Linked DNA regions of Homo sapiens: region 2 is linked to region 1. The links are chromatin contacts, found by Hi-C or POLR2A ChIA-PET in ENCODE. All regions are on one chromosome and are shown on one strand. The core of a region is the stretch at or near the end of the contact, and the rest is flanking DNA. Distances in the headings are between cores, read along the strand shown.

Evidence for each region. Hi-C counts contacts between places; a loop is a spot of excess contacts on that map. ChIA-PET counts read pairs that join two places held with the same protein, here RNA polymerase II (POLR2A). Pooled maps may share reads with other maps.
Region 2: a map of K562 shows a loop between it and region 1 (2.0-fold over the local background). The contact joins two enhancer-like sites. A Hi-C loop is called at or near these places in 4 of 168 maps with a recorded cell type or tissue (Caco-2, K562, mammary epithelial cell and 1 more), 1 of 37 single-sample maps with no recorded cell type and 8 of 50 pooled maps. POLR2A ChIA-PET finds 5 or more read pairs at or near these places in 1 of 52 experiments (endothelial cell of umbilical vein).

Annotation. Positions count from the first base shown.
Region 1 is chr6:44,474,182-44,478,096 of GRCh38, forward strand. No RefSeq gene overlaps it. Among named protein-coding and RNA genes, the nearest start is that of MIR4642, 40 kb to the left of the region's middle. RefSeq lists an enhancer at 1,258-1,788. Within about 2 kb of position 1,675, at least 3 of the 41 ENCODE cell types and tissues checked have a DNase peak (open chromatin) inside an H3K27ac peak, as active enhancers do.
Region 2 is chr6:44,561,483-44,565,397 of GRCh38, forward strand. No RefSeq gene overlaps it. Among named protein-coding and RNA genes, the nearest start is that of MIR4642, 130 kb to the left of the region's middle. Within about 2 kb of position 2,074, at least 2 of the 41 ENCODE cell types and tissues checked have a DNase peak (open chromatin) inside an H3K27ac peak, as active enhancers do.

The DNA of each region.
Region 1 (3,915 bases), core at 425-2,924:
ACCCCGTGGTCAGAAGGCTGGTGGCAGATCCTGGGGTCAGAGGGCTGGTGGCAGACCCCGGGGTCAGAGGGCTGGTGGCAGACCCCGGGGTCAGAGGGCTGGTGGCAGACCCCGTGGTCAGAAGGCTGGTGGCAGATCCTGGTGTCAGAGGGCTGGTGGCAGACCCCGGGGTCAGAGGGCTGGTGGCAGATCCTGGGGTCAGAGGGCTGGCGGCAGCCCTCATGGTCAGGGGACTAGTCGCAGCAGCCCTCATGGTCAGGGGACTAGTGGCGGCCCTCTGCTGGGAGTCGTAGCTCCTGTCAGGTGGCCCCTTCACACATTTTCCCTCTCTGGATTCCCATAATGACCTCTTCCCTTTACCCTTCAGCCCTGCGGATGGTTACTGGCCCTTCTTCCCTTGTTGATTTCCTTAAACCCTATAAGTAAACTCTTTTCAAGTCACCTCACCCCATGTTTTTCAGAATCTTGACTGAGAATAAGCACATATATTGTTTTGTAATCTGTGTGTGTGTGTGTGTGTGTGTGTGTGTGTAAAAAGGAGTTATTATATATAAATATCCTGTAAAGTCATGAAGTCCTGGGGGCCTCAGATAAACCCTTAGAAGGATGTTACTGCATCACCCCGTTATTGATTAGGAAACAGAGGCTCAGAGAGGGTGAGTAATCTGCTCACAGTCACCAAATAAACAGAGGAGTGGCCATTCTAAGGCCAGTGTGCTATTTTACAGCATTCCAGTGGGTGGGTATAGATTATTCATGTAATCAGTCCCCCTATGGATAAACATTTAATGTTGTATTCAGTTTTTCTCCTTGATATCAAGGCATCCCCAAACACAATACATGATTTCTTCTGGAAGCCTGAAGCAGGCACAGAGCAGTGGGAGGCACAGAGGGTGAGGCTGAGCCAGCTGTCAGATCTGGGACAAGCCGTTCTGCTTCTCTCAGCCTCGATTTCCCCAGATGTCTACTAGGAAGAGCATAGACCTTTGGACTTTGAGGCATGTGAGAGCCTGAGATTCTGCTGAGGCCTCGTTTTTAAATAGCTGCTCGTCTGAGGCTGGAGTGTGGGCAGTGATCAGCTGGCTACCAGGGAGGTGGCTGACGACAGGGTCCCCTTGTCCCCATAAGACTTTTATGGTACCACCTTTCAGGCATGTCCCATCCTGCTCATGAGCTGCAGAGACATTTGCTTCTGGAGGAAGCACTGAAGAGAAAACCAGCTATTAGTACTAGGATTGAAACAAAGAGAAAATGAAGATTCTGAGAAAGTGACTGTTCTTAGAATCAAGAAGTGTTATGGGGGAAACGATGTGTTCTTGGAGCATTTAGGGGAGGAAATAGGTAAATCCAGGAGAGGGTGCTTGCCACTGCAAGCTGGTCTAGCTCCCTGCACCCTCAGCTCTGTCCAGGAACCCTCTTCCTCCAAGTTCTTGAAGGCTGTGCGGGGCCCAGGCTCCAAAGAGGACAGATGCAGAGGCCACTTGTCCTCCCCTCCCCAAGGACCCAGAGCCCGCAGCTCCAGCAGCATCTCCAGCCAGCTGCCTGTCTGTAGCCGACGCCCCCCAGGGCTGCAGGGTTGGGCGAACTGGCCTCTCCTGTGCGGCTGACCAGGTCCCCCGAGCTTCCTTAGGGTTGCAGGCAAGGAGGCTCCCGCAGGGAATCTGGAGCAAGGTGCATCCGGCGGCCAGCAGGTGTCACTGCTGCCCCAGAGACGGCCGGCCACGGGCTGTGGCGACACGGTGAGCTGGAACAAACCGCTTTGTTCCTGCTTCACAGGCTTTACCTTACAGCAGGGTTAGGAGCCTGTTTACCTGCACTTCTGCCCAAGGAAAGGAGTAAAAGCCCTTCTCCTCCTTCCCTCCAGAGGACCCCATGGAGGCCTGCTGGGCTGCGCCCCCCTCACTGGCCTGGCCAGGGCGTGTGGGAGCACCCAGCAGCTGGGGCTCCTGGGCACCCACTGCCTGCCGGGCTTTGCCCTGGGAGCTGTGGGGCCCACAGCCCTATGGACTTCATACTTCTGCAGGGGCATGGGGCAACTTGAAGGGGTGTTGGTAGGTGTTACAAAGCGAGGCCCAGCCTGGGTCTGGCACGGTGAATCCTCCTTCCTGGCCGCCTCTCCTCACTCCGAAGGCTTCGCGGATGGTCTTGCTCCAGGTTGTCAGTTGCTCCTCTGAGTGGTGGGTGAAGAGGAAGCGGCTCCCGTGTGTGGGGCTGTAGGCGGACCAGCTGTTCTAGTTTGCTCATCACTGAGGAGTTCCTGGATGCACAGCTTTGGTGCTAAACTCAGAAAATCCTGGGCAACCCAACGAGTTGGTCATTCGGGCCAGGTACCAGCCACTTTTCAGACATCACTTTGCCTAACGCACATTGTTGGTCGTGTTGTCTCCCCATTGTAAAGAGAAACTAAGGTTGGAAAAGGCTAAACAAGCTGCCCAAACTCTCTGGATGGGGAGGGAAGAGTGGACATTTGAATTTAGGACCACCTGACCTGTGCTGTTTCTCCTGGATGCCTCTGAGGTTGAGAGATGAGAAGTGGCATTCACAGGCGTGAATCCGTGATGCCCAAATGGTAGGCAGCTGTGGGCCACGGGCATGGACAATTATGCTGTGTGCTGTGGTGGTCGCCTGAACTGGGGCAGCAGCCCAGGAGTCCCTTGAGGGCATGGAGGTCTGAGGGGAGCAGCGCATCAGAAACAAGGGTGTGGGGACTTTTAGGACCCCATGGTCAGAGCACAGGTAGCAGAAAAGCACACACTGGGCCAGGCCGAGGGGGCACAGCCAGGCTGACAGGGCCTGGAAGGGAGATACCACCGCCAAGAAGGTCCCGATACCTGCACGTGCCTCCTCCACAGCCCAGACGCTTATCTAAAATATCTTTTAGGACAAGAACCAAACCCCTAAGCCTGGTGAGCCGAGGACCTGGCGGTGTCTGGCTGGCCGGGGTGGGGGCTATGTAGGCAGAAGCAGATGCTGGTGGAAGTTCACCCAGGCCCCCTTTGCCAGGTGGCCAGGGACAGCATCGGCCACTTCCACAGGGGGCCATGAAATGGTGTCAGCTTCTGACAGATGCTGGATGGACATTCAGCCTAAGCATGGAAGCCAAAATGAAAGAATTCGCCAGGTCCTCAATTCATTGGGTAAAATCAGCTCTTGTAGCAGCCAGGCAGCTGGCAGGCTAGATGCTGTGCTCAGGGCTACTATTACAGAGAGAAGCCCCAGCCCTCCAGGGCCTGTGGAAGAAAGCAACCAGCCCAGCAGCAGACAGGCCTTTCTGCAAGTCACTGCAGCGAGGATGAGTGACAAGCTTATCAAGACGGCTGGTCAAGGCACCAAATGCCTCCTCCTAGGATCTGCACATGTCTGCTGGGCAAGGCTGCTGCTCCCTTGACAGGGAGAATTAGGAAAAAGAGCCCTCTCTGGATGGGCACAGCCTTCAGCAGCACAGCTTTGCAAGTGGAGTTCAGTCCCCGCTAACCCTCTTAGCTGGACACATTTGTGCAGTGCATAAACTGCACAACTGTACATGATGGTCCTGCCAGCAGAGGCTGTTTGTATCAAGGACTGATAACTCTTTTGCAGGCGGGAAGCAGGAGGTACCTGAGACCTGGGTGATGCCCTCCCCATCTGGTCCCTTCTGTGCTCAGAGTGGTCAACTCTTCCTAGGAAGCATCCAGGAGAAGCTATACAGGAGGATAAGGAGGAGGACAAGTGCATTGCGTGAAGAAATGTAACGTGCAAATGCACAGGGGCATAAAACTTCCCCATTGACTAGAGAGTAGGGTGCAAGGTGGGGACAGCAGGAGATGAGGTGGGCAGGGGCCAGAGTTAAAGGCCTGGTCTTCTGTAGGCTGTTCTGTATTTGAGGCTCAGGGAGCTATCTATGTGCCAGGCTGGAGGGAAGAGGGCAGCAAGGGA
Region 2 (3,915 bases), core at 824-3,323, 88 kb after region 1:
GAGAGGAAGGGGGGAAACCCCAAACCATAATTGCCGCTTTCCTTCTGCAGCTCAGGTTGCTGGCCCGGGGCTGAGGGGCGGCAAGGGCTGTTTCTTTTTTGACTACTGTTTTCCTGAAGTTTGAGGCTGGACTATGGGATGAAAGAAGACCGAGGGGCAACTGGCATGGGCTGGGTTGTGCGGGGCCACCGCAGGAGCGGGTGGGGGCGGGGGGAAGGGGACGGGAGGGGCTGAAGATTTTTCTATCTCCCCCCACCCCCATCCCCAAGCCACACAAACTTCAAAGGGCTGGGGACAGGGAATCCATTTGTCACTCCGCAGAATAGCTGCCCCCCCCCCCGCCCCCCTTAATGCTCCCTTCCTCTTCATAGATCTGCTTCGAAGCTGGATGTTTCTTCACGAATTTTAATTCAACTCTCATTTCAGCCAGCCCCTTCCAGGTCCCACACCAGGTGCTGAGGACACAAAGATGAGTAAGACACACCACTCGCCTCAGGGAGGTCCCGTTCTGTGCTGTCAAATCACCCAGAGTGCAAGCTGACACTAATTGACTGCTTACCATGGGCCAGACGCTGTTCCAGACACTTTACATGTATTCATCCATTTACTCCTCACAAAACCTAAAGCAGGTGTTGTGTTATCATCTCACTGTTAATCGGGCACTGAGACAGTAAGTGACTTGCCCAGGATCCCTCTGGTTCTTGAGTCAGGTTCTCAGAGATCCCTCAAGTCTCAAGGACTTGAAACAGGCAGGCTACCCAGACTTCCTCTCTAACAAGCAGCTTACTCCACACACAAGGAAACCAAGGCCCGAAGAGGAGAAGTGACTTGCCCAATGCCACACAGAAAAGTGGCAAGGCTGGAACTAGACCCCAGCCAACACCCCCACTGAAACATCCAGCTGCCCTCTTTGGCTGTGTGGATGCCTCTCACACATATTCCAAGACATGAAGTGAGAACCATTTTCTGGCATCTGGAAACTTCCTGTTTGTAAGGACCACCCAATAGACCTACAAGGAACCATGGAGACAGTGATTTAAGGAAAGAAACAAAATGAACTCCAGATCAGAGAGCTGGGGGACATTTCAGTATCAGTGGCATTGGGAATGAGTTTCTTTAAGTTAAAAATTTATATTTTAGTAACCAGAAATTTCCCATGTCTATCGGATGGAGTTTTACCAATTTTCAAGGAATCAGAAAATGATCAAGATAACTACATTTGATACTGAACAATGCTGAATACTGAGTGAGGTTTTGTGGCTGTGGGTCATTGCCATACACATCAGTTAGCGTGGAACCACTGGTGAGCAGAGGCCTCCATTCTCCACCTGGACTTGCAGCCATGGCATGACAGCCTGGAACAGAACACCCAGTGTGAACATCAGGAACCAGAAGATGCTTGGTAGCACACATCAGAAATGGCAGGAGAACCCTTGCTGGGTGTCAGAGCCCAAGCGACTGTGCACAGAGTGCTTGATCATGAAGTTACTCTGGTGCCCCAGCCAGAATTCCCACACCTTAAAAAAGCAATTGCAAGTGCTGCAACAGACCTCTTCGTGGAAAAGCAAACCTCACAAATAAAATCTGGGTTTGAAAATAAAATGCCTGACCTAATTTGATGGTGACTGCCTTCCAGGTTGGTTTGTGTGGGGGCACTGGGATGTCGGGGCTCTGGTTCTTATTAGAATTCTCCTGTGCTCTCAGGATGGGCAAACCTGGCTCATTGCAGGCCGGACCCACAGCAGGGCTGGGAAAGGGCCCTCAACTGGGAGTCAGGGACCTCAAATGTACCAACCAGCAGTGGCACATCACGTCTCCGTGATTCAGGTATGAAATAAGGGCAAGAAGATCTTACAGCCCATAAGGGGTGGCTGGGCCTGACCTGGTGCAGGCATTTAAGACCCTGACCTTGGCAGTCCTTGCAGCAACCCTGGGCAGCACGTATCATTGTGGCCATTTTACAGACGAAGAGACTGAGGCATCGAGGGATTACGAGGCCCACTGTGCTCTGTGGGTGGGTGTGAAATGACTCACAGCTAAGTGCTGTGTAAATACAGAAGATCATAGTTACAAACTGTCCCAATACATGCGTGTGTGTGAGCCAAGGCCTAACACGTCACTGGCAGATCTATTTGCTCAGTCGTGTTAGTCCCTCCCCTTCTTTCTTTCCTCTCTAGGGCAGGGGACAACAAAAGGAAGATGGAAGTATTCCCTAATACAGCTGGAGGATTCACGTTACCCATGCCGGGAGAATAGCCAAGGAAGGAAACCCCAGCTCACGCCCTCCTGCATTCTTTACAAGGACACACGGGAGTGGGGAGCATGCCCTGAGCAGAGCGGACTCAAGCTTGGGCCCCTGTTCGAGGAGTGCTAAAAAATCTTGCGCCCTCTGGATGCTTTTTGAAATTTCAAAATGGATGAAACAGTGACTTCAAAAAATCAATGGTAATTTTAGATCAGGCTTTTTGCAAACTTCTCACTTCCTCCTGGAGAGCCTGATAAACACAGGGCAGGCACTGACAAATGCTAGTTTCATTCCAGGAAGGTGTGAAAATTGAGTTTGTTGGGCATTGCCTGGGCTTCAGGCAGGAAAGAACGAATGGCACTTTCCTGGGGACGACTCCTCTCACTGCAAGACTTTAGGGCCTGGGCAGAGTAAAGATGGTCCAGACCTGCCCTGGCCAGCAGTTCTTGGCCACAATGGAGAGGCTCTGTGACAAAATAGTGTGCTACACAATGTGCATGTCTTGATGTTGTTACTAATATTGCTGTAATTATTCCTGATTCTGTGATTTTCCACTAGGTCACACTGCTTTGTAATTTTGGCTTTGACTTCTTAGCAGGAATGAGCTGTAGGTGACTTAGGAGGTGTCTGTTTGCTCATCATTTATTCTGTTCACTGCTTGGATTTCATCTGCTATTCTTTTTTTTTCCTTCAGTTTACCTAATGTGGGCCAACATTTCCTGGGTATCCATGACACAAGAGGAATCTTGGGAAAGGCCCCGGCCCTGAAGGAACTTAGACTGGCCTAGAGGAAACCAGGCATAGACCAGTCATAGGTAAATGATTAGGTGTCACTATATGGTTGAGCGCCGTAAAACTCAGGCTTTCTGTCCAAGGTAACTATTTTTTCAACTTTCTCTTCCATTCTCTTAAGGCCAGAACAAATCTGGCTTAATTACAACATGGCCTCTTTGAACATCAGTTGACTTGAAACCAAGGTTTGATGAGATGCTGTTTAAAGGACCTTCCAGTTCTAGCTGAGGGGGTCTGAGAGACTCATGTTAGCACAGGAGAGGGGCTCACTGCCCTTGAGTCTGAATGTCCCTTGTCCCTGAAGCCCTCTGCTCCCAGCCGAGCCTCTACCCTGGCTGGCTCCTCATGTTGGCACCGCCCTGCTGCATTACCTGGCTCCTGTGCTTTTTCAACTCCTTTTCTTTTTTTCTTTCTGTCTTTAGGGAAAAAGTGAAAAAGAGCAGACATTTCTAGCACACTGTGGGTGGCCTGTAGGGGAGATGATGAGTTAGAAGACTGGTGGGGAGGGACACACTGTTGACTCACCGGGTCACCCCTGGAGCCATTTTACATCACCAAGAGATGATCACTGGACTCTGCTGGTGGGCACTGTCCTATGCCCTGCAGGAGGCCTCCCAGGAACCCAGAGCAATACTGGTTGTGTGAGCATAAGGAGGGGCAGTGACTCTGCAGAGCACTAAGACCCTTCATGGGGCAGACGACAGAGAGCCCCATGGGGGCTGTGGTTCTCGCCAACTCCAGGCAACTGACTCCAAATGCCCTCTTCTCTCCAAGTCTACTCCCTCCACCCTGCAGACTGAGTGGCCCCACCCGGAGCCACACGGGCCACACCCTGGCCTATACTGGGCACTCAGGGTGAATAGCTGCTGCTTAGCACA